Linked DNA regions of Homo sapiens: region 2 is linked to region 1. Evidence: chromatin loops called from intact Hi-C (ENCODE). Cell type or tissue: Calu3. All regions are shown on one strand. Each heading gives the region's core, and the rest is flanking DNA. Links, peaks and the distances in the headings are about the cores only.

Region 1 (16,267 bases), core at 3,648-11,647:
AGAGACTAGAATTCAGGTCTCCTAACGTGTCAATGTGAGACTGGGGACAGAGGCTGGGAATGTGGCTCTAGTGTGTGGCTGTGTTGGTATGAAGCCTTGTTGAAGGTCTGAAAGACCTTAGAACCATTCCCTCCCTCTGCCACTTTCTAGCTTGGTGAACCAGGATAGCTTAGGCTCCCTGGGATTTGATGAACTTGTCCTAGAACAAAAAGGTCAAACAAAATGATCTCTAAGGCTTTTTCCTTCTAAAATTCAGTGATACAAATTTAGTCCCTGCCCTCCCCACCAACACACACACACAGGTTTAGTATCCCTAATCTGACGAACTGAAATCCTCCCAAATCCAAAACTTTTGGAGTACTGACATGACGCCACAAGTAGAAAATTTCGCAGCTGACCTCATGTGACGGGTTGCAGTCAAAATGCTGTAAAAACTTTGTTTCATGCACAAAATTATAAATATTCTATAAAATCACCTTCAGGCCATGTGTATGAGGTGTATATGAGTCAAATGAACTTTGTGTTTGGACTTGGGTCACATCCACAAGGTACCTAATTATGTATAGGCAAATATTCCCAAATCTGAAACACTTCTGGTCCCAAGCATTTTGAATAACGGATTCTCAATTTGTATATCTCTGTGTGTGTATATATGTGTGTGTGTGTGTGTGTGTGTGTGTGTGTGTGTGTGTGTGTGTTTATTTTGGAACTACCTCCCTTAAGGTTTTACCTGTCATGAGTCAGTCATTTATGTAAAAGAGAAACTTAACTTTTCTATTGGTGGGAAATTTTATCTAAGAAATAAAGAGTAGTTCAGTGGTAGGTAGAAATTTGGACCATCAAAGATTTTTTCTCAGTTAATATACTACATCAAAGTTTGATTTAACAAAGGCAAATTATAAATCCTCAATAGAACAAAATAGCATTAATTTATTTTTAAAACTTTAAAAGTGAGATTTTTGTATGTTACCTTAGTATTTGTATAATATAGCAAATACCCATAGGTTAATATAAAAACACTCTCTTTATTCTTCTTTCTTCAAAGCACCTCCCAGTACCTGAAAAAGTGTAGCATATTTAGGTATGTACTGTTTACCGTCTGCTCCCTACTAGTGTAAGTTCCCAGAAGGTGTGACTTGTTTTGATCCTACTGTATGTCTATCATCAAGAGCACAGGTCAGGAAACTTTTTGTGTAAAGGGCCAGATACTATTGTAGGCTTGGCAGGTCATACTGTCTTTGCTGCAGCGACTCAACTCTGTTGTAGCATGAGTGTAGACACAGAAAACCCAAGCACTTAGTTGTGGCTGTGTCCCCAGAAGGTTTTATTTACGAAGGCAGATGTTGGTCTGGATTTGGCCTGCAGGTCATAGTTTGCTAACCCCTGATCCTGGAGCAGGTCCTCTCCTATAGTAGAAACTCAATAGCTGTTTATTAAGTTAATGAGCGAAAACAGTAATTATTATTCATGTAAGAAATGTTTAAGACATTTTATTGCTTATCCGTGCATCGTTAGCCCACTCTGGACGAAAGTCCCTGCTTGGAAGACATATTACTCTCTGATCCATTCTTTTCTGTAAGATTTCATTTATCTAACATTTGGCCATGTGGCACCAGCTTCCTAAGTTTGGATCAACTTCCTATTTGCCTTCAACAAGTGTCCTTTCTCTTGTTTTTCTTTCTCTTGTTTCCTTGTCCTATCTTAAAACCTATCTTTTTATCAACAGTCTTTATTGATTTTTTTTCCTCTGACATTTCTACTTTCTAAGCTTGTACTGTCACCCCAAGAATCATGTTCTTGGCTTAAATGATTTCTTTAGCATAGAATTTTGAGCTTTGGAACTATCATATATAACCCTGTGATTAAAATAAATTCAGAGGAAGAAACCCTTCAAGATTTTGATTTAGGCTTTATTTTACTTTTAAAAGTCTTGTTAAAATTACGAATGTCTGTTTAGGAAGTAGGAAGAAAAAAGAAATTAAGGATATAGTTTAAAGTTGATAACTCCTTTAGGAACCTTTAGACTTTTTTTAAATTTAATAAATTGAGCAGAGAATAAGAGAATCTAGAAATCTGAGGATTTTCTATAATGCTTTTTAGTCCAGATTTTCAGTTTTTTTTAAAAGAGATTTTTATTTGGCCAGAGTAGAAAATAAAATTTAAATGCCATAGATGCCGTGTCTATGATTTGATTTTCTTCTGCTTACCAAGCTAATAAGTTCACCTGTTACTATTTCATGGATGCTGGCAGAAAATAGAATACTCCTAGATTAGAGACAAAGGACTTTATGGATTATGACATAACAAGCAGCAAGGGTATCAGCATATTCGTGTTGGCACCCCTTGCTCCCAATTCCTACAGAACTGACACAGTACAGCCCAAATATATGCTAAGCACACAGTGGGTTTGCGCTGTGGCTGAGGAGTACTGAGTTTGGAGAGTCTACTGCTTTTATGCATAGTAAATACAACTTGGTCTTTGTCTAGAGGCAGAGGCTAACTCCTCTGTCAGGGTTGCTCACTGCAAACACAGCCCTGAGAAATGGACTGAATAAAGAGTGGTCAAGGTCTTGCATTCTTGACACACCCAGTATGACATAAAAGAAAGCACTAGGCCTGAGGAGGACTGTCTCTCCTGCCAATAGGTAGAATGACTGGAAGCAAGAAGTTACATGAGACTAATTGGGAGTAGCACGGGTTGGCCCTAGTGATCTCCTAGAGAAGAAATCAATGTAAAGACAGGAGGTCTGTTAAGCTATGCAATATCTTATGGGGCTCCACTAAACCTCAAATGGTTATATCCTAGAGACTATTTCTGTCAGCCAATGAATATTTACTTATGTCATCTGAATATTTCTTGTCAGTTAGATACCAAGTTTAAAATACACATACCTAATTAAAGATAATTTTGATTAAATAAAATTTAACTAGAACTTAACTTGAACTTTCATAGTTCGGATGCTCTATAATTCTTAAGTCCACAGATATTTAATCTCTCCATGCTGAAACTTGTTTATAAAAGTTTCTGATTAAAAACACTTCTTTCTTTTTGTTGGATTCTTGTCAATATGAAATTCACATACAACTTTGGCACCAAATTAGAAGGAGGGGTCTGTGACATGCGTAAATTATTACAGAGCTAATATGTAATACATTTAAATCTAAGGAGTACAGACATTGGTGTGACACTAATAAACCGTGGATTTTCTTGGTATTACTAGTACTATCATAGATCCATTTCCATTGCCCAATCTGAAACTCAGCTTGAATTACTAGACTAAAAATGAGGGAAAGCTATTTGTGTTTTTGACTCTGCCTTAGGCGTTATAATGTGGGCATAAAATCATGAAAAAGGGCAAATCAAAACATTTTGTTCATACTCTTTTTATTTAAAAAAGGTAGTAAAACAACCCTGAGTATGAATTAAGATTTTTAAAAGATTTGGAAATTTTCATGTAAGAGTTATGATAGGACAAGAGTTCTTTTGGACAAAAGCACTTTTATGGGTTATAATTTTCCATGTTGTTGAACAGAAATGACAAAACTAATGAGGAAAACAAAGTATGTTTTAAATTTTGAAATGCTAATTATATATTACAAGAATAATTTCATTTTTGGCTATTTAGTTTTTAAATTTTGATGACTAACACAACTCCGTGTTTTCCAGCACTAGCAAGCAGCGTTTAGATATTCTTTACAATTCTGAGTTTGGCGTAAAGTTGATTCTCAGGATACTAATGAAAGATTTATAGAGTTGGTCTAATACAATAATTGGAAGCCATTTCATAGTGGCCATGACAATCTTTCTTCCAGTTTTATAATTTTAATAGGTGTTATTGGACTTCTACAATATGGAGTGTGTATTTTTCTCTGTTAGTAGTTTACAACCAAGTGTGAGAATATACATATACAATAAAGACTAATATAAACCATATTAATTAGTTCAGGTATCAAAGAACTACAGAAACTTAGAAATTCAGGAAATTTATTTACATGATTCATTGCATTAATAGAGCAAAGGAAATATTATTTTGATCAATGCAAAAAACCAAACAACAAAAAAAAATCCCTTCAGAAAAATCAGTAAGTACTCTGTGGTGAAGGGCTTTTTAACCTCAAAGTCATCAACCGTAAGTTCGCACTTTGATTAATTTGATACCAAAATTTAAGGTTTTCACTTTTATGAAGGTCACCACATATACAATTCATGGGCAGCCAACAGGATGAAGAAGATATTTGCAATTCTAATATTGATGAGCTACTTTCTGAGTATAACTTACTCCTGCATATCAACAAGAAAAATCCAAAACGGTGCAGATAGGTAAGTTACTAAAGAGGAAAATCGAAAGGCCAACAAGTATATAAAGGTGAGGTAGGAGGCAGAACTCTACTCTGGAGGTGGGGCTTGGTCATCGGACCAAATTGAGGATTCGCTAAAACAAGTCAGGGGCAGAAGCACCTCCCCATAACACAGGCCCACCAATGTGCTGTGGCAATACCCAGAAATTACCACTTCTTTCCACGGCAACAAGGAGATAGCCTGGAAGTTACCACTCTCATTCTAGAAATTTCTGCATAAACTGCCCCTTACTTTGCATATTATTAAAAGTGGGTATAAATATGAATGAGTGCTGGAATGCCTCTAGGCTGCTATTCTGGGCACACTGCCTATGGTTAGCCCTGTTCTGCAAGGAGCAGCACCACTGCTGCTGCTGTACACTGCTGATTCAATAAAAGTTGCTATTTAACACCACTGACCCACCATTGAATTCTTTCCTGGAGGAAGCCAAGAATCCTGCTGGGCTAAACCCCGATTTGGGGGCTTGCCTGTCCTGTATCAAAGGGATGTCCAATTCAAATAATCAGAGAAATGAATATGAAAACAATTAACACTTCTGAGAAGTCATCAAACTGTTTTTAAAGGGCCAGATAGTAAATACCTTAGGCTTGGCAGGCCCTATTGTCCCTTTGCAATTACTCAACCCTGTCACAGTAGCATGCAAGCAGCCTAGGCAATACATAAACAAATGGGCATGGCTGTGTTCCAATAAAACTTTATTTATATAAACATGCAGCTGACCAATAGGCCATGGTTTGCACATCCTTTTTGCTGCCAACAATTAGAAAGATGGACGATGGCAACTTTTTCAGGCATGTAAGAATATTGAAATTAACATGGCGCTGGTAGGAGTTGATTGTGGCAGCCACATACTACCTTGTTATATTTAGCATTATGTCATATTAAGTATCCTTCAACCCAAACTTCTACTTCTGAACATATGTCCCACAGACATTCTTTAACAGATTCATGGGACACATGTCTGAGGCTGTTCATTGCTGCATTGTTTGTGGTGGGGAGAACTGAAGGCAATCCGTTACCAGGGGAGTGGATGCTAAGATGTGGTGGATTTACTAAATGGAGAATCAAGCAGAACTTCTGTGCAACGGGCTAGATGAACAGACAGTTATATGGATGGAGCTTAACAACAGTTCTGATTAAATGGTGAAAAACAGAAGAAAATAGAAAATAAACACCCATTTATAAAAATGTATGTACACCGCGCAAAACTACAGTCTTTCAGGAACACATGCAAACAAACGTATACATGTAAACACATTAGAAGGTGTCCATGGAAGAAATCGGGAAATGGCGATTACAAGAAACAAAATGTGAAATAGGACTTTGGGAGACCCATGATGACAGGGTGTTAGGGACTCAGGAGAATGAAACACTCAACCCTGTAATGGAGAGAAAAGGAATAGGAAATGGAAGAAGAGGCAAATCTTCTAAGGAAGTGCCACCAAAAGAAGGCTACTTCAACCTTCCGTGAGCAGTGAGCAGCCAAGCTCCCCAGAAGCTCCTTCCCTGCTGAAGAGCTAGGCCCGCATTCCTTTTCCAGGATCTTTGCTGTATGAATTGATGCCATATGACATCCTCCCTGGCTCCACTCTGTCTGGTTCATGGGCCCAAACCCCACCCTTAACACCATCTCCATTTTGCTGACCTGGGTCTAAGACCCTTTGTTTCAGGACCTGTTTTTGTCTGTCTGCTCATGGCACCTTTAGATTTGACATTTCCGGCCGGGCGCGGTGGCTCATGCCTGTAATCTCAGCACTTTGGGAGGCTGAGGCAGGCAGATCAAGAGGTCAGGAGATCAAGACGATCCTGGCCAACATGGTGAAACCCCATCTCTACTAAAAATACAAAATCAGCTGGGTGTGGTGGCACACGCCTGTACTCCCAGCTACTTGGGAGGCTGAAGCAGGAGAATCGCTTGAACCTGGGAGGGGGAGGTTGCAGTGAGCCGAGATCGTGCCACTGCACTCCAGCCTAGTGACAGAGCAAGACTCTGTCTCAAAAAAAATTTTTTTTAAATATATTTGATATTTTCATTTTTTGCCTTCACTTGGAATTGTGTGTTTAGTCCTGACTTAATCTGTTCTATAGTGGTTGGTCACACTCAGTCCTACCTCAACCATAGTGCCTCAAACTAGACCCATGATAAGGTAGATGGGAAACTCAGAGTTCTAATGAAAAAGACAAAATTTCCTTGTATTAATGCAAGCTATAAAGAGCTGTCCTAGGCATCCTGTCTATGCCAATCTGTAAGAGAATCCACTTCTCTAAAATAAGCAAATGAATAAGTAAAGTACACAAGATTAGAAATCCTTAGAATTTTTACTTTAAAATTTAAACCCTTACCACAGATAAACTTCTCTAAGTGAATAGTTGAAATTTTTTGTGTAAAATTCAACATAGTTTTGGGGTATGAATAGCCTCATCTTTGCCAATCTATATACTTTCTATTCAAAGCCCTAATTTTTATAGGTAGATAGAGAACTGGGCAAAATAAATTTCCTAATCATTTTGCAGGCTATAGAATAGTACAGAGAGCGGTATCTCTGAAATGATTTGAGTATTACCCTGTTTCAAAGAAGATAAGATTTGGGGACTTCCTTCAAACACCTGCTTGGATACTTGTATACCCCACAACAAAACAGCCTAATATTTGGTGGTACAAATTTACAGAGAGAGAAGAATGCATGTTGCTTTCTTTAATGTAGGATCTTCATTTTGATAAAAGGACTTAGTGCAATATAGTTTTTAAATAATAATTTGTCTAATAATAATCTGATTTTGTTAAAAAATAGATCCATGTTGAATTTCCCACATATTAAAAAAGCAAGGTAGACATATTTCTCAAATGCATTCCACACATGATGCACTTTGTAGGTACTTATAAATCCTTTATCTTAGAGAGTATTTCTTCTCAAGTTTGCTCATTGTTGGAATGACTCCCTGTGTAATTTCCACTTACATTTAGATTTTGTTGTTTATAACAATGTGTTCCATTCAGTACAAAAGGGAAGACCATCTAGAGATGACTCATAATCTTATAGAGGTGGTTTAGTCATAGCTTTTCTAATTCTGTTCAACCACTGGAGCTATTAGCTGTATTTCCTTCTCCCAGATCCAAACCATAAACACCCGACTGCCTTAGCATCTGCCAGCATCACCAGGCATCTGGACCAGTGGTAACGGTGTAGCCAGAAGTCACACAGAGTTGTCCGGGTCACTTCCTTGGGCAATCTTATCCTGACCTTGGCACTAAGATCTGTTGGGTGTTGTCCAACAAAAGTTTCCTCTTGTAGTGAGAATTCACTAAGAGTGTCAAAACGTCTTTGCTTTTTGTGGGTATGCTTGGCAGGCAACCCTATTTCCTCATTTCTACTTGATTTTTCTCAACCTCCTGACTGTGTCAGCAATTGTTGACTTTTTGGTGAGTGTTAGTACCAATTTGACTTCTCTGGATGAAATAGCTGGATACTGATTTTTATTTTACTTTCTGTTACAAAGGTAACTATTTGTCTTCTTGGTGACATAAGTGATCTGGCTACCTGCAATGTCATTTTACTTAAGCTGTGCAGAGTGGATGAACATGATACAAAAGCATGGTTGTGTTAGGGGGACAGTTCTTGGTCTGCAAACAGTGTATTTTCAAAAGGTTTTTAAAAATTAATTTACAATTTGGGGAAGAAGAAAATGCACTTGACACCTAGGCCTCTAGGAGAATATATTTTATAAAAATAAGTAAATATATATCTTGAGTAATATAAATGCCTTGGCTCTAGTAAACCAGGTGAAAATACTGACTCTTGGATTTATGATGTCTTAGGAGGATTTTTTTTAAAAAGAGGATTTTCCTCATTCCAATCTTTCAAAAGCATAATCCTCTAGATTTAAAGAGATTCACTGCTGTTTGAAAGGGGTCTGAGCTGTTAAAGTTCTCTTGGGCAGCCAGCATGCTGAAGCCTCTGAGTAGGTATGTGAATCAGCAAGATATTTTTTTCCTTTTAGTTTCAGTGCAGTGGGTAAAGCCTGACAAATAAATCCAACGGGAGTAGGAGATTGGAGATGAACCGTATTTTAGTGAAAAAACTACGAACAAGAGCTGTTAGCTTATTTCTTTGCCACATAAAGCGCATAACCAAGTACAGTACTAAGTAAGTGTCCTTAAGGCACTTAAATTCTTGATGACTGACTTGCTAGAAAACCATATTCACTCACTTTGGGTGGCATCTTTTGACTGGGGATCCTTACAATGTTAGCTGTTTAGCCTTGTGCAGCTGTATACTTCTAGCAAGATCACACATGAAACTCATGCTGTAACTCAGATGAGCAGAAGAAATATGATGGGTTCTATCTATAAACCATCTGATTTTAAAGAAGAATTTCAGCGGTTGGTTTGGATAATGTCCAGTCTTTCTTAGAGAAGAATGCTCATTCTATTAGAGTTTCAATGAAGACCTAGGAAGGGAGGAATATGGCCTATGCAATCTCATGATGAGGCAGAAGAACTGAAGTCCATGGATAAAATGCCCTTAGAGTGTCCTGTGGTATTGAGGCAATACCTCTACCCACTTTTCCACCCGGGCATTTGTAGATGAGACCTGTGGCTGATGTAACCACTGATCTGGTCTCTTTCAAATTTGCTTCTGCTGACTGCAGGTCCTGAATGTCTGATGCATCCTGTAGCCCACTGGTCCTTCTTCCCTTATCCATCCCTCCTGCAGTGGGCCTTTTTGATGTGCTACTCTTCTTCAGCTCAGAATCCACAACATAAAGAAAGGACAGCTGAAGAAAGTGATTCTCAGTGTTTCCAGTTGTCTGACCCCATAGCCCTACCAGATTTACCATGACGTGTCTTGCTCGAGGAAGGAAAGGGAAGCCCTGCCCTGCATCGTACCCTCCTTTTGTTACTGAGAGCTGTGACCACTGACTTTACTTTCCTCCCTCCTCTTTCTCTCTTCTCCAACTCAAAATACCTAGGGTCTGGATTAGAATGACCAGCCATGCTGGTTTTCCCAGGACTAAGGTAGTTTTGCTGGATGTAGGACTTTGATTTTCAAAATCTAGAAAGTCTAGGCAAATTGAAAATAGTCGGTCACCTTTTTTCTCAATTCCAGCCTATTGAGTGATTCTCAGTAGTAAATTGGGATATTTTCTCTACACACAGAACTCTATGGTCTAAATTCTTTTGATCTCGTTAAAGATATTCTGATGAGGGAGCAAATCTTTTTGCAAGATTTGCTTCAAAATGCTATTTATAAACATAGAATCTCACTCTTCTAGAACTGTGTCCCCATACCAGAAAAAGAAAATCTTGAGCCAGCTCTAGAATATATTATACATTTAGGAAAAATAAAGAGAAAATGTGAAAACTATCATTATTATATAAAAAACTCTCCTTTTAAGAATAGAATAAGCTTATCCCATTTAACTGAAGCAGTGATTTTCACAGTGAATTTCTATGACAGCTAAATTTTAGTGAGCTGTTTCAGGGTTTTGATTCAGCTTTCACTAAGCAATATGTGCATATTTCTTATATATATTCATATAGATGTATAGATATCTACATGTATATGTGTATATGAATAAAAACCATTATTGAAAGTCAACACATGGCTGGGCATGATTGCTCATGCATGTAATCCTAGCACTTTGGGAGGCCGAGGAGGGTGGATTGCCTGAGCTCAGGAGTTCAAGACCAGCCTGGGCAACAGGGTGAAACCCTGTCTCTACTAAAATACAAAAATAAAAAAAAAAGCCGGGCATGGTGGCGGGCACCTGTAGTCCCAGCTACTCGGGAGACTGAGGCAGGAGAATCGCTTGAACCTGAGAGGCGGAGGTTGCTGTGAGCCAAGATCGCACCACTGCACTCTAGCCTGGGTGACAGAGTGAGACTCCAGCTCAAACAAAAAAAAAAAATGTCAACACACACTTTTAAAATAATATATTCCTTAAAATACTGCCAAATGAGACAAAGTATCCTTTCCAGAATAATACATTTTTTTGGATTAGTATTTTATGCATATTAATTTCTCTTGCCAGAACTTGCAACAAATTTCCTGTCATCTCACTCATAACTCTTCACATTTTAAATTACCACAAGTGAATAGAGACCATTTTTTTCTGTTTATTGTTTTATCTCTCACACCTAGCATGACTCCAGGTCCACGGGAATATTTAGTAAACACTTTCTGAATGAGTGACTAAGTTCTGAGGTTGCAATGTTTTGTCATTTGTAGCTATTTACCTGCAAAAATCAAAATTTTTCTATGTAGTACGCATGCAAAGCCAAAAACTGAAGCAAATGGAAAACAAGGATGATATTCATACTGTAATGTTTGTAATGGCTCTTTGAAGAATTATTTCTATTTTGTTAACTTTTGTTTTCTCAACACAGGAATAGTTTCCATCACTTAGCAAAGGTTCAATAAATATTTTTTGAACTAGTGAAACTGGTGTCCACTGATTGCAAATATTTGTAGTCATCTGTGATGAGTAACGGGACCCATAGATTTACATTTCCTAAGTCCTGGAAGCTGTGACAGTTGTCTTACATGGCAGGGGGAGTAAGATTGCAGATGGAAATAAGGTTGCTAATCAGATGACCTTAAGGAATTTTTTCTAGATTATCCAAGTGGCCCAATGTAATCAGAAATGTCCCTAAATGTGGAAAAGGAAGGCAGAAGAATCAGTGATAGAATGATAGGATGTGAGAAAGATTTGACTAGCATAGCTGGCTTTGAAAAGGGAGGGGCAGGGCACAACCCAAGGAATGCAGGTTGATGGAAAAGGCAAGAAAGGAATTCTTGCATAGAGTCTCCAGAAGGAAAGCAGCCCTGTGGCACTTTGATTTTAGCCGGGTAAGGCATGCTTTGGACTTAGGTCCTCCAGAACTGTAATATAATAAATCTGTGTTGTTTACAGACACGAAGTTTGCAGTAATTTGTTACAGCAGCAATGGCACAGGGATATATTATCAAAAGAGTAATATATCATTGTTCTCATTTTTTTAATAAGTAAATATTTTAAGTTAGAACTTATACACTACTTGCACAATACCACTCAGGTTTTATTTTGTGTCCCTCACTAGATTGTAATAAAAGGGTTCTACTTTTTGCGCTAAAAATGATAATTTTTATATAAAAAAGGCACAATAGAACTAGCTGTTAAAGTTTTAAAATACGTTTTCTCTTACTTAGGTTTACTAAACATCTTGAGTATCTTAAAAATAACTTTTATAATTTTTTTTTTTTTTTGTTAAAGACAGAGACTCTCTCTGATACCCAGGCTAGAGTGCAGTGGCGCAATCTCGGCTCGCTGAAACCTCTGCCTCCCAGGTTCACATGATTCTCCTGCCTCAGCCTCCCGAGCAGCAGGGACTACAGGCACGTGCCACAACACCCAGCAATATTTTTTTTTCTTTTTTCTTTTTTTAGTAGAGATGGGGTTTTGCCATGTTGCCCAGGTTGGTCGTAAACTCCTGAGCTCAGGCAATCCTCAGCCTCCTAGGACTACAGGCAGGAGCCACTGCGCCCAGCTTAATATATTTTTTTAATTACAAAAGTAATTACCAAAGTAATGTTCACTGTCGAATATTTGGTGAAGCAAAAAAAAGACCCTCTGTAACTCTAGTACCTCTCCCATCCAGATATAACCACTGTTAATATTTTTGTGCATATCCATCTAGCTGTTTTGAAATGTTTATATCTGTACATTTTTTTTGCAAAATTGCTATCTTACATATGACTTTAGTCAATTTTTCTTAACATTTCATACTTTTCTATATTACTAAATTTTTTTATGATACAGTTTTAACACTTGGATGGTATTTCATTACACAAAAGTTACATGATCTACATCTGTAATATTTAGGTGGTTTTGTGAAAATTTTTAGCTTCTATGTGCTTATTGTATAAGCATTCAGATAAATAAAAAGAAAATGAATTCTTATCTAACCAGAAATAACTACTGTTATCACTCCTTTTATATTCACAAAAATTAAGTGTGTGAATATCTACATATCTGTTGTCTCAGAATATATAGTTCCTGGCGGCCAGGCATGGTGGCTCATGCCTGTAATCCCAGCACTTTAGGAGGCTGAGGCAAGCGGATCACAAGGTCAGGAGTTTGAGACCAGCCTGGCCAATATAGTGCAACTCTGTCTCTACTAAAAATACAAAAATTAGCCGGGCATGGTGGTGCCCTCCTGTAATCCCAGCTATTCAGGAGGCTGAGGCAGGAGAATCGCTTGAACCCGGGAGGCGGAGGTTGCAGTGAGCAGAGATGGCAACTCTGCACTCCAGCCTGGGTGACAGAGCAAGACTGTCTCAAAAAAAAAAAAAAAAAACACACATATATATATATATATATATATTTGCGTATATATATACATATATATGCGTATATATGTCTATATACGCATAGATTTGCGTATATATGTCTATATACGCGTAGATTTGCGTATATATGTCTATATACGCGTAGATTTGCGTATATATATCTATATATATACGCGTAGATTTGCGTATATATATCTATATCTACACATATATTTGCGTATATATATCTATATCTACACATATATTTGCGTATATCTATATCTACACATATATTTGCGTATATATATCTATATCTACACATATTTGCGTATATATATCTATATATACACATATATATGTGTATATATCTTTATATACACATATATATGTGTATATGTATCTTTATATACACATATATATGTGTATATGTATCTTTATATACACATATATATGTGTATATGTATCTTTATATACACATATATGTGTATATGTATCTTTATATACACATATATGTGTATATGTATCTTTATATACACATATATGTGTATATGTATCTTTATATACACATTTATATACACATATATATGTATCTTTATATATATACATATATATTTATATTTCCTGGCACTTTTAATGACTTATATTTTGTCTTATTAATTTATTGTAACTTAATCCAAAATACTGTTAGCTGTTTAGTTTGTTGGCAGTTTTTTTCTTTTTAGAAACAATACTTATTTTACAAACAAATCTTATTCACATTTAAATTGCTGTCTTGTGATAACTTTAGAAAACTGATATTTACATGTAAAGAGGATATTTACATTTCAAGGCCTTGGATTTGTATTTAGGAAGTGATCCTCAGTAACCTGAATAGAATTGCGTTCTGATTAGGAATAAACATATAGATTAATTACCACCTGTAGAAGAAATTCAAATCTAATTGTTTTGATTTGCTTCTCCATAAATATATTATTAAGGTTTGGTTTTTCTTTCTTTCTTTTTTTTTTTTTTTAAACAAACTGACTTCCTATATGCTTTGTCCATTTTATGCTGGGATAGGCGGCAGTTTAGTAATTGATGGCAGCTGTTTACAGACTAGATTGATTTTTTTCATAAATTTTTACATTTCACCTCTCAATTTTATAATTTTTATTGGAAAGTGAACCTTTTAAATCTTACGTAGCCAAATCTATAAAACTCATTTTTAAAGATTCTTCCTTGATTAACTTATGCAGAACGAAAGTTTTTGTTCAATACAATGTAAATATTCACCAGTTTTTTTTTTTTTTTTTGAGATGGAGTCTGGCTGTGTCACCCAAGCTGGAGTGCAGTGGCACAATCTCGGCTCACTGCAAGCTCTGCCTCTCTGGTTCACGCCATTCTCCTGCCTCAGCCTCCCGAGTAGCTGGGACTACAGGTGCCTGCCACCACGCCTAGCTAATTTTTTTTGTATTTTTAGTAGAGACGGGGTTTCACTGTGTTAGCCAGGGTGGTCTCGATCTCCTGACCTCATGATCCGCCTGCCTTAGCCTCCCAAAGTGCTAGGATTATAGGTGTGAGCCACTGTGCCTGGCCTATTCACCAGTTTTTATTGCTAGTGTTTTTGTTTAATTCAACTCATTCACCCAATGTTTTTGTTGTATATAGACTTGTTGAAGATCTAGCTTATTTTCCCCACATGATTAACTAATTGCCCACTTATTAATTTATCTGCTCAGATTTGTAATGTCACTTTATACTATAGTGTCACATAATAATTTCTCATAAATACTAGGGTCTGAAGGGCTCTTTATTCTGTTTTGTTGGCTTAGCTCTTTCCTTGAGCTAGTATTTTATTTTACCCATAAATAATATTTTGAAAATGTTGATAGGTCCTTAAAAAGAACTATATTCAGTGCTTGTAGGACTTAAAATTAGAAATATTAAAGTTTAGTGTATATTAAATCATCCTTATTAGTTGTAGTTTTCTAATCCTCTTTGTCTTCTTTTTCGCCACTTGGTGTTTGCCTGAGGATGATGTGTCTCGTATTCCTGTGTTTCTATCAGCTTTTTAAATGCATTTGCTTTTTATACATTAATGCCATGTTATCTGATATATAGACATTCAGGACATATCATTTTTGTAGATTGTACTTTTGTTAATATAAAATAATCCTTTTTATGACATATAATATCTGTGCCTTTAATTCAACTTCTTCTGATATAGATATTGTCATACTCTTTATCATTCTGATATATCTTTGACTTTCCTCTCACTTTTCATCTTCTTTGTATTTTGTCTAAATTGTTTCTTGTAAGTGGTACAGTTTATTTTTTACCCAGTCATCAAATTTGTCTTCTAAAAAGAGAATCTAATTCTTGTGCATGTATAATTCAAAGTAATATATTTGTCTTTTCTACTTCACTTTATACTCTTAAAATAATTAGTAGCACTTTTTTTGGTCTTTTGTCAAATAGACTGCATTTTCTTATCAGTCAGAAAGATTACAAGAGAGCACAGTAGCATATTACAACACAAATAGCAAATAAACAGGAGCTCCCACGAGTTAGGTCATAATATGTTCTGGGCTGAAACCTCATTTATGAGCCTATTTGTTAAAAAGCTGGACCTTTGACAAACTGAACACCTAGGTGTTAATGTGAATTATTTTTCATATCTTTTATTCTATTCCAGTATCGTAGGTATCCATCTAGTGCATCTCTACTGGATTGAGGTGTAATCTTTCCTTGCCTCCCTGCTCTTTTTCTGGTATTTACCAATTCAGCACACATGAAACTGGAATTTACAAGGTGCGTTTTTGCCAGTGTTCTTCCTAGGTGGAGTCTTGCTACTTTAGAAACACTTTATCCCAGGGTGCATCAGACCACTGTTCATGCCTAATGTGTCCAGATACTTCCTAATACTTCGATTTCTCGAAGGTATACCTATGAATTTTAAGAAAAGTACTGGCTCCACCCTTTCTCTGGCTGACATATGTCTCGTGTCATATGAATATACCTCAGTATACAGACTCAGTGTTAAACTCAACTCTGAGGTTGGAAGGAGAGAGAGAGAGTGTATGTGTGTGTGTGTGTGTGTGTGTGTGTCTGTGTGTGTGTGTGTGTGTGTAGCTGCTAGCTGTGATTCTCATTACAGCTTCCAAAATCTCATAATTAGTAGACAATCTTAGAAGATTCCAGCAACGGGTGTGCTCTCATTCTATTCCCCCCTTGCCCCATTATTTAGTGCACTTAAGAAAATCTTTTTCTGAATCTTTAAAGGTATTTTACTGAATAATTCCTAACCAAGGTTCATTTTAGTCTGGGTCTTGGCTTTCTCACTTTGTCGTTATTTCTGGATGACTGGAAGAACTGTCTCTCCGTATTTTCTTCTCCTCCCAGCCCAGTCTGCCTTACACACAGCTGTCAAGATAATGTTCCTGAAATTTCTAATGGTTTTTATTCAGTGTATCCACTCCAGCTTAGCACAGAAGTCTGCCACCATTTGGTTTCAACCTTTTTACTTGATCCTTCTCTACTGTAACCAGACTGACCTTCTTGCTGTGTTCTAAATATTCCTGTTTTTCTACCTCTATGATTTCAGTTGTTGTCTTTTTTT
Region 2 (16,267 bases), core at 4,740-12,739, 230 kb after region 1:
TTTTTTACCTTTAATACTATATGTTTACTGTAACTTTTCTATGTTTAAATGTGTTAGCTACACAAATACTTACCATTGTGTTACAATTGCCTTCAGTATTCAGCGTAGTAATACGCTGTACCGGTGTGTAGCCTAGAAGCAATAGGCTATTCTATATATCCTAGGTGTGTGTAGTAGAATATACTATCTTGGTTTGTGTAAGTATATTCTATGATGTTTGCACAATGAAATTTTCAAATAACACATTTCTCAGAATGTATCTCCATTGTTAATTGACACATGACTATATAAAATATAATAATGGTAGTCAAACTTTTTTATGAAGCTCAATTGACAACTTTAAAAATTCTATTGGGAACTTAAAATAAATGTGATAAAATAACCACTCTCTTGTGATGTGAATGTCTTGATTGATAAGTAAAAATGTTTCACTGTAATTCCTACAGTCATATAAAATTCTAAGTAATGTATAAAAATATCTTTGTTTTCTGCCTGAGACTTATATAGAGATTTTAATTTACAAAATACCATTGATATATTATTTTACTTAGCCAACCAACATATGTGGCATTTTATTAGTTATTTTAATGAGGAAACTGAGGATAGACATTTACGTGTTTCGTTTAGAGAGACAAAATAAATTGTGTCATTTAAATGAATACCATATAAAGTATTATTCTCTATAAAAATTATATGCTACTATGTGGATACATTAATCACTCTAGCATTACCATTCAGTGGATCTTGCCATCATGGGGAAAGGGCCACAAAATATCCTGTCATGTGTGTAATAAAATAGTTGGTATTTATAATTGATAAACCTAGGCAGATGGGGTTTTAAAATGTGTGTGTGTGTGTGTGTGTGTGATTACACAGGTAATAACATGAAGTTCAAAACCATTAAAATATGGAGTCGTGTTTTTAAAATAATTTTTTACTCTGTATCACTCTTCTCCCAACGTTGCTTCCAAGAGTTTACTTTTAAATGAGCATCCGATATGAAGTCCGAGGAGCATGAATGTTTAACTTTATCAATTCCTTTTTTGAGTCTTTTTTTTCCTGGGATCTTGATTTTTCTGGATTCACACTTCTTTGAGAAATCTATTGACGTTTTCCACCTGTGAAAGTGTGAAAAAGAGAGAGAGTTAGTTGGCAGTTGTGAATGTCTGGTGAGAGGAGTAGTCTAAGTGGTTGTTTGGCAGATCTTAAAAGGGAAATATGGAGAAAACATAACTGCAACAAATTAAATTTCTATAAATGGAACCTCTTTATTAACTAAAGGTAAAGTTAGAGTTAAAGTTTGAGCAATGTCAAGGACAGGAAGAAAACATCTTGTGTCTGTAAATAAATTCATGGGAAGACATGTGTCCACACAGGGCTCTCAGGTTTTCGGGGACCAGGTTGGTGGGGAGGAGTAACAACTGCAGAGTAATGGGAATAGAGGGTAACTGAAAATGAGAGTACACAGTGATTTATAATAAAGAATATTATGAGTCCTCCAGGTAGTGAGATTACTCTCACAAGTTTGTTCTTAGTGAGGCATACAGCAGGAAAGCAAATAGTCCAATGATTCCTACACCATTATAGGGAGGGAACACTTTAAGATTAGGAGCCATGTCTTATGTATCTACCTAATTCCATTCCTGATTCCTAAGTAAAGGGTGGAAGTACATGTTTGATTATTTGACTATTAGAACACATCAACTTTAATAAACTGGTAACTTAGTGGTACCAAAGAAATGGAGGAGGAATAAACATTTTACTCAAATGTATTGCTATTTAGAGTTGTCATATTTATAAAACAAAACAAAAATAACAGGATATGTAGGAAAATTGGAATTTTAGATAAACTTCAAATTTTTTTAGAATAAACATATCCCAAATATTGCCTCCTGTGTTTTATTTGGCAAACCAAATAGTATCAAATTTCTCAACACCACCTTGCCCCTTGTATATTTGGCTACATTTAATGTCTGGTTTGTTTCTTCTAAACATTCTTAATTAGAACTGGTTAATGGATTGAAGCTGTAACTTTAAGTTTGAATTTTGTCAACAAAAATTACATTTTATTTTATCTTTTCTCTCTATGATATAAAATGTAGTAATACTTTGAGGCCTGTACCATTAAAAAATGATAATGTCTACACTTTTGAGGACAACGTAAATTGACATCCTATTGCAGTTTTTATGGAATCAAACTGAGTTCACTGAATACAAATATCAAAATAACATGAATCATATCTTATATTATCCTGCTTAAGCTGACAAAGGGGATTCATAGACACAGCTGCCATTCCTTCAGGCATTTATTCAGCTCTCTTTTTACAAATATAAGTACCTACTCTCATCATTTTTATCATTTATCTCTGAAAGCTGAAACTGGTTGGACCGTATTTTCCTGCAACTAGAGTATAAACAGGATTTTCTAATAGAACTTGGAAATATGCACTCATTGTAAGTTTTATTATTTCTCCGGTTTCTTCCTGTAGAGTGAATTGGTTTAGGAACCTCTAGGTTACAAGAATCACGGCTTATACGTCTTTGTTTATATATTTAGAACTTTAGTTATAGAAGGCATTCTGAATGTATATTGTTGATAATGATGAATAAAACAACTGATTCCCTTAATAAATGACTAAGACCATTTCTTATTTTTTAGCCTTTTATGTTTTGACATATTCTAAAAGTAGTTATCTTCCTTACATGCACACACAGATACATGTAAGCAAAGTATATGTGTAGTGCAATTTTAAAGTTTAAACCCTTTACATGTAATGTCATGAAGGAGCTCAAGTGTGCTTATTTCTTATTAAACATTTACTTTTGAAGGTTTTACTTGTAAAACTCTGTTTTAACATCATTTTCATGATGGAGTAACAATTTATGGTTTTGACTAATAGCTAGGTAATATTCCCTATTTCTCATGAGTTAGGAAAATTGGGCTGCATATAATAGTAATATCAAAACAGTGTGTTAAATTATTTTTTAAAAAACATTGATTATTCCACATAACAGAAACAGTATCAGTGTTGGTTCAGTAGCTCCGTGACATCCTTCTGCACTGCCATCATCAAAGCATCGGGCTTTGCTTTCAGGTTTGTTGCTTCATGATTACAAGGTGACTGCTACAGAGCTAAACATCACATCCTCCCTTTACCAAGTCCAAGGCTTATGTAAGCCGTGGGGTTAGAATGGCTAAAGAGTTCTCTAAATGTTTCTGTTTTAATCAGAAAGCAAAACATTTCCCAAATGTTTTCCAGCAGATTTCCTTTCCCTGCAGAATAGATTCGGGGACCATGTTTTGCTTTCTGACCTTTGAGAAGCCCACCACCTCAGTTTCTTAGGCTCCATTCTAAGTCTCATTCTAAGTGTTAAAAGGAAGATAACTACTTTTAGAATATGTCAAAACACTGTTGGGAGGTCATTCATCCCAACAGTGAGGTTTAACTCTTGCCTTTGTGCTTGCAGACTTTAGAAAAATGAGACTGTGATGGAAAAGTCTCATTCTAAGTGTTAGTAGATATTTCTTTAGTTCTTGAATTTCTGTGTTTGTGTTGGTTTAATTTTGAATGAAGTGAAGTGTGAGAACATTGTTATGAGCTGAACTTCTATCATGCTAATGAACCAAACTGAATTATGCAATTTTATTTATGTGACATTTCATGCTTATGATGTAATGATATAAAATAGGCTAATAATTGAGACCAACATTAGGATTATAAAGAAAAGATCTTTACAATCTTAAATAAAAACTTTTTCTTAAAAAAAACACATTTAGCACTTAAAATGTAATACCTGAAATTATGAAACTACTAGAAGCAAACATTGGGGAAATGTTTCAGGACACCAGTCTGGGCAAATTTTTTTTTTGGGTAAGACCTCAAAAAGTACAGGCAACAAAAGCACAAATAGACAAATAAGATTATATCAAGCTAAAAACTTCTGTACAGAAAGGGAAAGAACCAACAGAGTGAAGCGACAACTTACAAAATAAGAAAACATATTTTCAAACTCTCCATTTGATAAAGGATTAAGAACCAGAATATATAAGGGACTCAACTCAATAGCAAAAAACAAATAATTCAATAGAAAAATGAGCCAATGATCTGAATAGACATTTATCAAAAGAAGACATACAAAGGGCCAACAGACAGGAAAAAGTGTTCAACATTACTAATCATCAGGAAATGCAAATCAAAACTACATGGAGATATCTTCTCACCCAAGTTAAAATGTTCATTATCAAAAAGGTAAAAAAAAAAAATACATAAACAGATGCTGAAGGGGATCTAGAGAATGGGGAATGCCAGTCCACTGGTAGTGGGACTGTAAATTAGTACGGCTACTATGGAAAACAGTATGGTGTTTCCCCACAAAAATTAAAAGTATAACTGCCACGTAATCTTAGCAATTTCACAGCTTGGTACATATCTTAAAAAAGGTAATATACCTAAGAGATATTTGCATACTCATGTTTATTGCAGCACTATTCATAACAGTGAAGATATGAAATCAACCTAAGTGTTTGTCAATAGATATGTGAATAAAGAAAATGTCTGTATACACAAGGCAATACTATCCAGCCATAGAAAGAAAATAAAATCTGTCATTTGCAGCAACATGGGTGGAACTGGAAGTCATGTTAAGTGAAATAAGCCAGACATAGACAAATATCCTATATTTTTACTCACATGTAGGAGCTATGAAAGCTGATCTCATAGAGGCAGAGAGTGGAATGCTGGTTACCAGAGGCTGGGGAGGGTAGAGGGCAGGGGATGAAGGGAGGTTGGTTAATGGGCACAAAAATACAATTAGAAGAAATAACTTCTAGTGTTTGATAGCACAGGATCGTGGCTATAGTTAATAATTTATCATATATTTCAAAATAGCTGGAAAAAAATGATTTGAAATGCTCCCAACACAAAGAAATGATAAATGCTTGAGGTGATGAATAGCTTAATTGCCCTGATTTGATCATTACACATTGTATACATGTATCAAATGATCACATGTACCCCATAATATGTATAATTATTATGTATCAGTAAAAAATGTGGCTTTATTTTTTGTGATTTTTTAAATGCAGATTTTTAAATTTGGTTTTATGTTCTTGTGTTGGGTGTTGACAAGAGTAGAAATGAGAAGGAGGTGGCTTAGTGAAGGTTAGTATAGAGGAAGAAATGGTTTCTAAAAAATTTCTAGCAAGAACTCTTTTTGCTGGGTTTGGAAAAAATAACAATGTTGCCATTATATTTACCTGAAGTTAGGTGATTGACCCTTCAACATTGTGTACCAGAGCCTTAAATTATTACCAGAGCCAAGGAAATCTGTATTTGGCAAGATGAGAGGTATTGTCTAGTGGGTGCCAGGATAAGAAAACTGAGTAATTATCTTCATAAGACACCATGGAAAACAAGTCAAAATTTAGACAGGCATGACAAAGTGAGAAAACTCATGTAAAATGAATTCTAGAAGTCATTTTAGGATGTAAGAGACAGTTATACAACAGAAGACAGATTAGCAGCCCAAACATATAGGTAGATAAGGAATTGAGTGATGTCACCAGTTTTCCGAATGTTAATGTAATTCTCATGCAAAAACTGTGGGTGTATGAGAAAATTGATAGCTATAACTCAGTTTTGAGTAGATATGCATATTCTGGAGGTTGTAAGGAATAGGTTTTGTTCTAAAAATATAAACTGAAGCAAAATAATTGTAATTATTTCCCAACATAAATGTACATCAAATCATATTGTACACTTTGAATATATATATAATTTTTGTCAATTTATATTATACCTCAATAATACTGGGGAAGAAGAAGGAACTTCAACAGGAAAAAATAGTATCATAAAAGAAAATATAGGATGAAGATTTCTCTCCTTCCCATCTCTTTATTTTCATATCCTAATTATTTTCTGGTATCAGAAACAGAAACAAAATGAAGAGGTGACTTAGATTCTGGAGTATGTCATATGGTATTGTTATAGAAGTAACTATAATCTTATCAAGTTGCTCAAGTTTACAAAATCAAGTAGCACTAATATTCTCTAACAAAATATAATAGAATTCAAAAGGAAGCATTTGAGTTAAATATATAGTAATATATAACATGGAAATATAAATCAGATTTTGCTTTTATGGAAATGTTATGTCAACATATTTATAAGAACTAGATGCCTATGTTTGGCCTGATAATTCATTATGGACTTGGTGAAATAAAAGAGCTGATGACTTCTGCTGTGAAGAAGCTTACAGCTGAGGAGGAGAGATGCAGTCAATTGACAACTCTGAAGTAACCTGTTAAGTTGTAAAGCACAAGTTCTGGCTTCTATAAACTCAGTTTCCTGTGTGTAGGCCTTGCTCTGAAAGGTTCCATTTAGACTGTAAATTACATTACTCTTGAAAGAAAGGCAGAGTATCAAGTATATTAATCTCCCAGAAAGCATCTTGGGCCTATGCATGATGAACAATAATGGAGTAAGTAGAAAGTCACAAGCGATATAGTATCTGAAAATTTCTAAAAGCCAGAGGGAGAAACAGGCTAGAGGTGTGGTTGTATATTTTAAGAGGGCAGATTTTGATGGTTTTAGAAAAACATTGGTAAAGACTCTAGATAAGCTCTTAAGACTAAAATTTTAATAAATATATTACAAATTAATTAGATGAGAGAAAGACATTTGGTGAAACTCATTTAACAGAGTAGATAATTTCTTTGCATAGCGATGTCATGCAATATTGAAGAGGTGGCATTTGGGTGGCTCTAATATATATTCTAAGAATGATATCATTAAGGTAAAGACTAAATTTTTAAGTGGAAAGAAGCTTATAAAAATGTTAAAAACAATAAAATAGATTAAAAAAATTTTTCACTATCAAAGAGAAAATAAGGACAAGCAAGACCATGGCTAGAAATAATAACAGCATATGAAGAGTTGATAGTGAGAAAGGATACCTACTAAACTCTTAGGTTGCTTCAGTTTGTTCTATTGTGGCAACTGATTGTCAAATTGTTAAGGCCAGGAGTATTACTGATAAGATGAAAATAAGGTCCAAAATAGTTGAGAAGAGTGGGAGGACTTACAGAACTTTATGTGGACTCATTTCTTCTAAAGGGAGTGGGTGCTATCACCAAGCACACAGAGAACCTGGAGATGAAATTGGTGAACTGCTATCAGTTATTTTGGTGGGATGGTGATAAATAAAAGGAGCTCCAGATTAGAGATGGATCACAATTTTACTGGCTTAAATATGTGTGTAAACTTTCCATAAAGACTGAGTGCAATATAGAGTTGTTAAAGATAATTTGTGAGTTTTCAAAAAAAGTATCGATTTCTTATTTAAAAATGGCAGTCTGAGTTCAAATAATACATTTCTTTGTTTTTGAAATCTTTAGTAAAATGACGAGAGGGATATATTAAAAGAGGAGACTCAATATTACTGCTAGACCATAATGTAGAGTGTCATCTACATGTAAGAAACTTTGAGGAATTCTTCAATATGCAGTGCAGGAAGGTTCACATTGAGGGAAAGATCAAACATGCATAATTGTTAACGTGTAAAAAGGAAAGTTATCCTAGAAGAACACCCCAGAATAAACCTAACAATTCTGCCTAGTAAGGGAGGCAGGAAAGAAAGTACATATAAGGGAAGGTCAGGACAAAAATAATTGAGCAATTATCCATCCTGCTATGATCTGTAGCATGTATCAACTGGTGGAGCCCACAGGTGAGAAACCGACATTACCTAAGTAAAGTGATGGCACTCTAAATTAGGTAAAAAAGGTAAAATTATGCATTATAGCTGCTTCCACTTTAGCTACTTCTCCAGAATGCTGCATCTTCATTAGTTAACTTTAAACTGCAGTAATCTGTATTTTTCCCTTATTCTTTCATCTGGACCTGAAATCTTTGATTAGAGACCACACATTGTCAAGTGTACACCCAGGAAAGTACACTGTTTTTTGATATACGACAAAAATTTTAAAAAAAACCCTTAGTCTGTAAGATAAGCAGTGAGAAAAAAATGTGGAATGTCTAAAAATATTGAACGCTTCACAATATTGGCAAGTTTTAAGAAATAAACTTGTTTCTCTTTTATAGAAGTGAAGACGATGAGGCAGTGACAACTTCAGCTATAGATGCTTTGGGATATTATTTCTTCTCTCAGCTAGGATAGTTCAATTTACATTCAGGATTATTAACATAAACAAACTGGAAAGCTGGAGAGGCCAGAATTAGAAATGATTTTCTTCTGTTGTTTGGTACCAGCAAGTCTCTGTTATGGTCTTTAGAGACATTTGTAAGTACTCATTCTGGGAACATAGCTTTCCAGAACTAATTGCTGTAGAACCAGAAATGGCATGTTTTCTAAGCTTTTGGCATGATGGGTCAGTGCTATGATCTTTATAGTGTAAGCATGGCATGGAACCAATTCAGTTACTGAGTTGCTAAAGAACTACGCCCATTCCAATGAGAGGCATCTCAGGATATAGCTACTAAAAACAATTAATTCTGCCTGGTATCAAGAGCTCCACCAAAAGTGGGCAGAAAGAAAATATTTGGGAGCAAAAATTGTGGCCTTTATTTAGACTTTATTTTGTTTATTCTATTCTTGTATCATTATTGTCTGTTAGGTATGTAGGCAGCACATAACTTGTCACTCAGTTCATATCAGTTTACGTGGTTTTTTGTTTGTTTTTTGTTTTTTATTGTAGAGACAAGGTCTTGCTCTGTCACCCAGGCTGGAATGCAGTGGCACAATCATGGCTCACTGAAGCCTTTTACAACTAGGCTCAAGTGACCCTGCCATCTCAGCCTCCTGAGTAGCTAGTAGCTAAGACTATAAGTGCGTGCCACCATACCCTGATAATTTTATTTTTGTAGAGACAGGATCTCACTATGTTGCCAAGGCTGGTCTCAAACACCTGGCTTTAATCTGCCTTGGCTTCCCAAAGTGGTGGGATTACAGGTGCAACCACCACATCCAGCCTACAGGTCTTTGATTTGGGAGGAAACAAACTCCAGGAGAAAATGCAGAAGTCTCATTTCTATACCTGGTCCTGAATTACACGATGAGATTGCAACCAAACCCAGGTTCAATTGCTCATGGCTCCAAAGCCAGACTAGAAAGACAAGAGGTGATGAGAGGAAAAGCAGGTTTATTCAGGAGCCAGCAAACTGAGGAGATGGCAAACTAGTGTCACAAAGACTATCTCAGGTTCTTCAGGCTGGCCAAAGGAGTTTTAAAGGAAAAGGGACTTGGGAAACTATGTGCAGGTCAGCATGTCTTGTTCCAATGATTATCTTAAGCAATAGGCCTCCTGGTGGTCTGACTGGCATCAGCTAAACTGCAGCCAGATTATAGATTAACTGATTACAGATTAACATTTACTTCCAGGGGTACGCTGGGGAATGTTTTACAACCTTGGTTTTATCTCAAGTTTCCTGAATATTTAAGCAAACACATGGGCGTTGTAAAAAAAAAACTACCATTTACTTATATAAGGGAGTGACTGCTTCAGTTGCAAGACTTTGGACCTTAAGCCTGAACCTGAGGTGGCAATGGGATGAGGCTTTGGGGATTTGGGGAGGGGATGACTATGTTTTGCAAGTGGAGAAAATGCAGATTGTGTCCAGAGGGTAGACTGTGGCAGATTAATGATGACATTCTTTGATATTCCTCTCATTAAAATATGGATCTTGTGTCTCCTCTCCTTCATTTGATCCAGGCTGGGCTAGGACTCTGTTACCAGTACTATATGGTGAACTGATACTAGGTCAGTTCCAGGTCTAGCTTTTAAGAGTTCTGGAAGTTTCTGTGTCTTTCCTCTTGGGACCCTGAGCTGTTATGTAACCAGTTCAACTATCTTGCTATAGAGACCATGCAGAGAAGACTTGAGACTACACAGACAGGGAGAAGAACCTGGCTGAGCCCTGCCTTCCGACTGTCTTTGCCCAGTCTAGAATGCAGTCCTGGGAAAATCTACATGCAGCTAGGGTAGAGTAATGACTGCTGTAGACAGAATGTTTGTGTCCCCCAAATTCAAATGTTGAAGCCCCAGTCCCTGATGTATTTGGAGGCAGAGCATTTGGGAGGTAATTAGGTCATGACAACATGATCCATATAAATGGGAATAATGCCTTTATAAGAAGAAACACAAGAAAATGATCACTCTCTCTCCCATGTGAGGATACAGAAAAAAAGGTGATCCTCTGAAAACCAGGAGTGGGGGGGCTTCACCAGATACCAAATCTCCTGGCACCTTAATCTTGGACTTCTCAGCCTTTGAGACTGTAAGAGGGAAATGTTTGTTGTGTAAGCCACCCAGGCTATGGTATTTTGTTGAATAAGACGATGACTCTACAAGATTCCTCACCTTCACCCTAACCTCACCATACCATCCCTGTTTGACTAAAGGCATAATAGTTAAGTCTAATGTGTTCAGAAAATAATTTGAGGGAATATTGATGGTACTCTCATTCTGATTTCTTTGGGGGCAATATCTTCCTTAACACTCCCTGGCTTTTCTTCACCTCACACTCTAATTGGAAATTTTGGTGAGACGAACTTTGTTTGTGTGGTTCACCCTTTTCTGCCTCTCATTATTTTGTATAACAGCTGCCTGTAGGGAGCACAAAATTGGTTGGTTCTCTATACCATGAGTGGGAGACCTCAGTTTGTTCTTCTAGTTGAGAATTCTAATCCTGGGATTCTGTGTTGAAACCCATTGCTGGTACATGAATAAGCCACATCCTCTTCTTTAGCTTTTATCAGTTATGAAGGTGATGTTTTGATCTCTAATTGCTTGATTTATTATGTGTTTCTCTCAATTGATCCTAAACTTTTGAGGAGAAAAGTGTGTTATTTATTGGTAGCTTCAAACTGAAATATCTACGTGCTTTTGTCAGGGCCCACCTGCTTAAATACTAAAGTCAAAATAAATAAAGGTACACGAGGAAGGTGGGGTTTAGAAACAGCATATGAGAAAAAGACATGGATCTTTCACTTATTTAAATTATGTGCTCTCAGTAATGCTGTTGCAATTTTAGCCTATTAGTAGAAGTAAATCATCTAGAAAATATTCTTTGTGCTAGTCAGTTCATAGTGGAACTATTTTTGCTAAACTCACAGGTGATATACTCTAAGGGGTGATTGGTTAAATGAATAGATTTAAAAGAAAGTGACTTGGATAATGCAAGATAAACATTTTGGCTATTGAAGAATGATTGAGAAAGTTTGAGATGCTTAGCTTTGAGAAGGGCAGACTCATGGGGATATGAAAATTTTCTTCTGATACTGCAGGTTTGTCATGTGAAAGAAGAATAGACCTTGTTCAAGCAGTCCCTGACTCTGTTTGCAAGTTTCAAGGAAGCAGATCTGGCTCAAATCTCTCATTTTTCATAAAATGAGAAGAGTATCCTTGGGAGATGGTGAAAAATCTCCAGAGGTTTTCAAGCATTGATTAAGCAACTGTTTGCAAGCAATATTTTAGAGGGCATTCAAGTACCAGATAGCCACTTGGAAATCTCTAAAATCTCTTCAAACCCTGAACTTTTTAATCTTTTAATTCTATGATTTAGACTATGTGATACAGTCTAGGGTGCTGTGGAAATGCAGGCATAGCACATATCAAGATAGTGAGTAATGCTAATGGAGGTTTCCTCAGCTATCCCAAGGAGAGGACTCACGATGGAACATTACCTTTGACATCCACCCTAGTCTAAGCCTCAGTTCTGCATAGCAGGAAACATGATTTTATCATTCTGTCAGGGTATATCAGACTCAAAAGAGCTTACGCACTCTAATGAAGTTGACATGAGACTGATATATGCAACCTGAATGCCAATTTATTCATTTATGAATAGAAATAAATCTGTTAATGGAATTTATATTCCATTCCTCTGGCCAAAATTTCTCCTTGTATACACAATACGATAGAAGCCAAATTAAAGTAAGACTACTGTTTGGTGAGCATGGGATAGAAGGAAATGAGATAACTCTAGGAAGTTAAGGTTTGATCATTCAAACCATCAGCTTGATTATCCTTCTGTATAATAGTGGTATAAACTGCCTCCTGGATATAGCAGGTCTTCTTGTATTATTGCAGCCTTTCCCTTAGTCTGCATTTACTGGAACTGCCCGTGCTTCTCATTCAGCTATTCTTTTTCCTAGGCTTCCTGGAATGAGCAGTTGCTTTTATCTTTCCTTAATGGTTAAGAATACAGGCTGTCTGTGTACTAACCCAGGCTCTAACACTTACTGCTGAGGTTTCTTTGGCAAGTTGCTTAACATTTTTATTGTTGTCACATCTATAAAGGCATAATAATAGGGTCCATCTCTCAGGATTGTTGTAATGATTAAATGAGAGAATATGTATAAAAGAGCTTCGAATAATTCCTGTCATACATTAAGCACTCAAATATTAGTGATCATTATTATTAACATTATTATTACTGAAATTTCAGCCAAGTTACAGTTAAGTGATTTTGTTCTGAGGGACATAGGGTTTATTTTGCAAAAATATTTTGTGTTTTTGTGGATATTTTGATTTAGTTTTGCATGATAAAGTTACTGGCTTTATTTCAGTATTCTTGAAGGGCATTTCACTATTTCTTACCCACCTACACATATACCAACATCAGGTGTACAGGTAGTCAGAGAAAGAGAAAATGTTACTGTAGGCTATAATTTGTCGAGGGAAATTGCAAGATTAAATAAATGTTAAATTTATGGCAGAATTGGAAAATATCAAACAAGTCATGTAAAGTGCATCAAACTTTCTTTTAAAAGCATTTTGAACAGAACAAAAGATAAAATTTTATGACATTGAATTTTTCTTTAAACAGTAATGCTATATCTGGAAATATTTTAGTTGGAAAGTGAGGTTCCTTTGGTGATCATTTCTCATTTAGCCCAACTGATTAAATAAATATCAAATTAAACAAAAATCCAATAAAGAGTTTCTATAACCAGATTATTTTATATTCTACCTGATAGGTGAGGCACTGGCCACTGACTTTGCCAACTTATTTGCCTATAGGTGTGATCCTCCCATCTAATGTGAATGGCATGACTACTTATTTACTATGCTGTATATATATAAATATATATATGAATATGTATAGGATATATATTCAATATATAAGTTAGTCCTGGCTTTTGACAAGAGAGAGAACCAAAAGAGATGCAAGAAATAAAAGAAATTCTATTTGGAGTGAAGTTGAATTCTGGTTTTTTTTTTTTTTTTTTTTTTTTAGAAGCAGGAATTTGGTTAATACAGAATAGTAGTCAGATTACAGAAGTCTTAGTCTTAGATATTTCTTAGGACTCATCTTCTGTATTCATTTCCTAGGGCTTCCACAACCAATTGCAAACTGGGTGGCTTAAAACACGAGAAACTTACTGTCTCAGAGTTCAGGAGGCCAGCGATCTGAAATCAAGGTTTTGGCAGGGTTGGTTTCTTTTGGAGGGCCAGAGGGAAAAACTATCCTATGCATCTTTACTATTTTCTGGTGGTTGCCCGAAATCACTGGTATTCCTTGACATTTCAATCTCTGCCTTCATCCTCACATCACCTTCTTCTCTTTGTCTCTCCTCTGTGTGTCACTGTGGCCTCTTTGTTTCTTGCAAGGACACCAGTCATTGGATTTAGGACCTCCTCTACATCCTGGATGAGTTCATCTCAAGATCCTTAACTAATTTTTTTTTTTTTTTTTGAGATGGAGTCTCACTCTGTCACTCAGGCTGGAGTGCAGTGGCACGATCTCGGCTCTCTGCAACCTCTGCCTTCTGGGTTAAAGTGGTTCTCCTGCCTTAGCCTCCCGAGTAGCAGGGATTACAGACATGAGCCACCATGCCCAACTAATTTTTGCATTTTTAGTAGAGATGGGGTTTTGTCATGTTGGCCACACTGGTCTCAAACCCCTGACCTCAGGTGATCCACCCACCTCAGCCTCCCAAAGTGCTAGGATTACAGGCGTGAGCCACCACGCCTGGCTGATCCTTAACTAATTTTATCTGCAGAACCCTATTTCCAAATAAGGAACATATTTATGTTTTGGCAGGAAAATAGAAGTCACACTCTATTAGGTGCCAAGACTTTCCAGTTGCACATGGATTTCCTGGCAGGGACTGGTGAGGGTGCTATACAACACACTGCATTGTTCACTGTACAGATGGGAGTAAGGAAAATTTGAGTGCAGACAGGAGTAGGTATTTCGGTAGAAAGTTTAATACTGATGATTTCTATATTTTTTGGGAAATAAGTTCATCAAAAAAGCCTACAAAGTATGTAGATTTCAGTCTAGTTGACAGAAGGCTGGAAATAGTTGATGTGAAGAATGGAAGAGATTTGACTGACAGGATATATTACAGTTGAGGTTTGTAATCATAAATTTAGAGTGACACTCATCTGTTACTCTAAACTTGAACATCAGATTACTGGTATGGCCTGCAGACCCCTCCATGATCCTAACACAAGTAACACCTTCAACTTTTTCTGTTTTATTTTCAGATACAGCTACACATAGTTATTGCTGTTCCATAATATTTCCTATCAGAATCATACGTGCATGCCCTTAGCCCCTTTTTTTTTTGTCAGTTTCTTTTCTTTCTATTGAGAATTTATCCCCGAAGATCTCTCATGTATAGTTATCTCAGACAAGCTATTTTTAAATTAGTTACTTCTTTTTCCATGTTTCCACAGAATGGCTTATTTATATTTAGTTTATTTCTTTCTTGCATCTCTTACACTTAGTAGTCTACATGTCTGTCACACCAGATAGACTGTAAGACCTAATAAGGGAAGGATTTGATCACGTTGACTTTTAGATATCTCTTGCATCTAGTCCATTGCATTGCACAAAATGGAAAGATGATAAATGTTTTTAAAATTGAGTTGGTGACAGCTTGCTGTTACATTTATGTTTTACAGTTCATAGAGGATGATAAATCTACTGACACAAAATTGTTACAGCTATTTGTTTTTCTAGTAAAAGAGATAGATTAATAACAAGCAATCTCTTCTATCTTGCCAACTATTCTTTGACCATATTTTGACAATGCAAACTAATAGTCTTGAAACACAACTGGCTTATATATGAATTTAATTTGTGCCTTATTACTGTAATAATATTTTCAAGACAGTTAACTTGTTGCTAGCAATATTGTCTCCAAAGATTGGCATTGCTTATTATTATGAATACATTGTTGCATTTTTTTCTAAATAATTGCTTAATGAAAGGCCATTTTTTTAACTTAAGCCTGTATCCATACACTTGAAATCACTTACTGAATGCTCTCTTTGTATAATACCTACCTCTGTGTTGTGGGGAGGAGTACAGCAGTGAGTGTAATACATGAATCCTGGCCTCTGGGGGTTTATGTTCTTAAACACATAGAACGACAAAGACTGATATCACAGGGATTATGTATGTGCCAAATGACATAAAGAGATTCTTTCATGATGACTCTAAAAATGTTGAACTTACAGGAGTAGAGAGTAGAATGGTGGTTACCAGAGGCTGAGGGTTGGGGTGGGGAATGGGGAGAAGGTGATGAAAGTATAAAAAGTTTCCGTTAGAAAAAAGAAATAAGCTTTCAAGATCTGTTGCACAGCCCGGTGAACAGAGTTAATCATAGTGTATTGCATATTTTAAAATATTAAAAGACCAGATTTTAAATGTTCTCACTACAAAAGAAAAGTATTTGGGGTGATAGATATGTTAATTAGCATGATTTAATCATCCTACAATGTGTACATATATTAAAACATCACATAGCATTCCATAAATATATAGAATTATTGTATGTTAATGAAAAATTTTACTTATCTTAATTTATCAAGATGTACCCTACATGTCATTATTCCTGGAAGGCAGATTCTGGTTTCTATTTGTATTGACCCAACCATCATATGCCATCTCCAGATTTTTTAGTTTCTAGCAAGCTAAATGTATTGATAAAGGCATTTGTAGCTACTTAAAAATGGAATACACACACACACACACACACACACACACACACACAAACACACATACTTTTCTTCATTCTTCATTTGGAATTCACTCATAAGGGAAAATGTTCAATTAAACAAAACTTGTAGAGAACTAAGAAAAATTCTAAGAAAAGCAACTGTTTTTCTTAGAGGACAATTAAAAACCTAAAAATTTATCTCATTAAATGAATGTGTTAAATTTAAAAATAGATTCCATTTGTTATTTGGGAAATAGTTGCTTCTGGATATTAATGTTTAATGGCTAATGAA

What was found. Hi-C counts contacts between places; a loop is a spot of excess contacts. Peaks named below come from ENCODE experiments on the same cell type or tissue, not always from the same donor. Only the 100,000 strongest peaks of a DNase experiment are listed, where the experiment ranks them.
Region 2: it touches region 1 in a loop (6-fold over the local background); 1 of 110 quality-filtered maps calls a loop at or near these places.

What each region holds. Positions count from the first base shown.
Region 1 is chr1:193,551,183-193,567,449 of GRCh38, forward strand. The region is part of intron 3 of LOC124904475 (a long non-coding RNA gene); the gene reads left to right. Among named protein-coding and RNA genes, the nearest start is that of LINC01031, 250 kb to the left of the region's middle. In Calu3, for the core only: no CTCF peak of the experiment used is centred there; a DNase peak (open chromatin) is centred at 7,549.
Region 2 is chr1:193,777,838-193,794,104 of GRCh38, forward strand. The region is part of intron 3 of LOC124904475 (a long non-coding RNA gene); the gene reads left to right. Among named protein-coding and RNA genes, the nearest start is that of LINC01031, 480 kb to the left of the region's middle. In Calu3, for the core only: no CTCF peak of the experiment used is centred there; no DNase peak of the experiment used is centred there.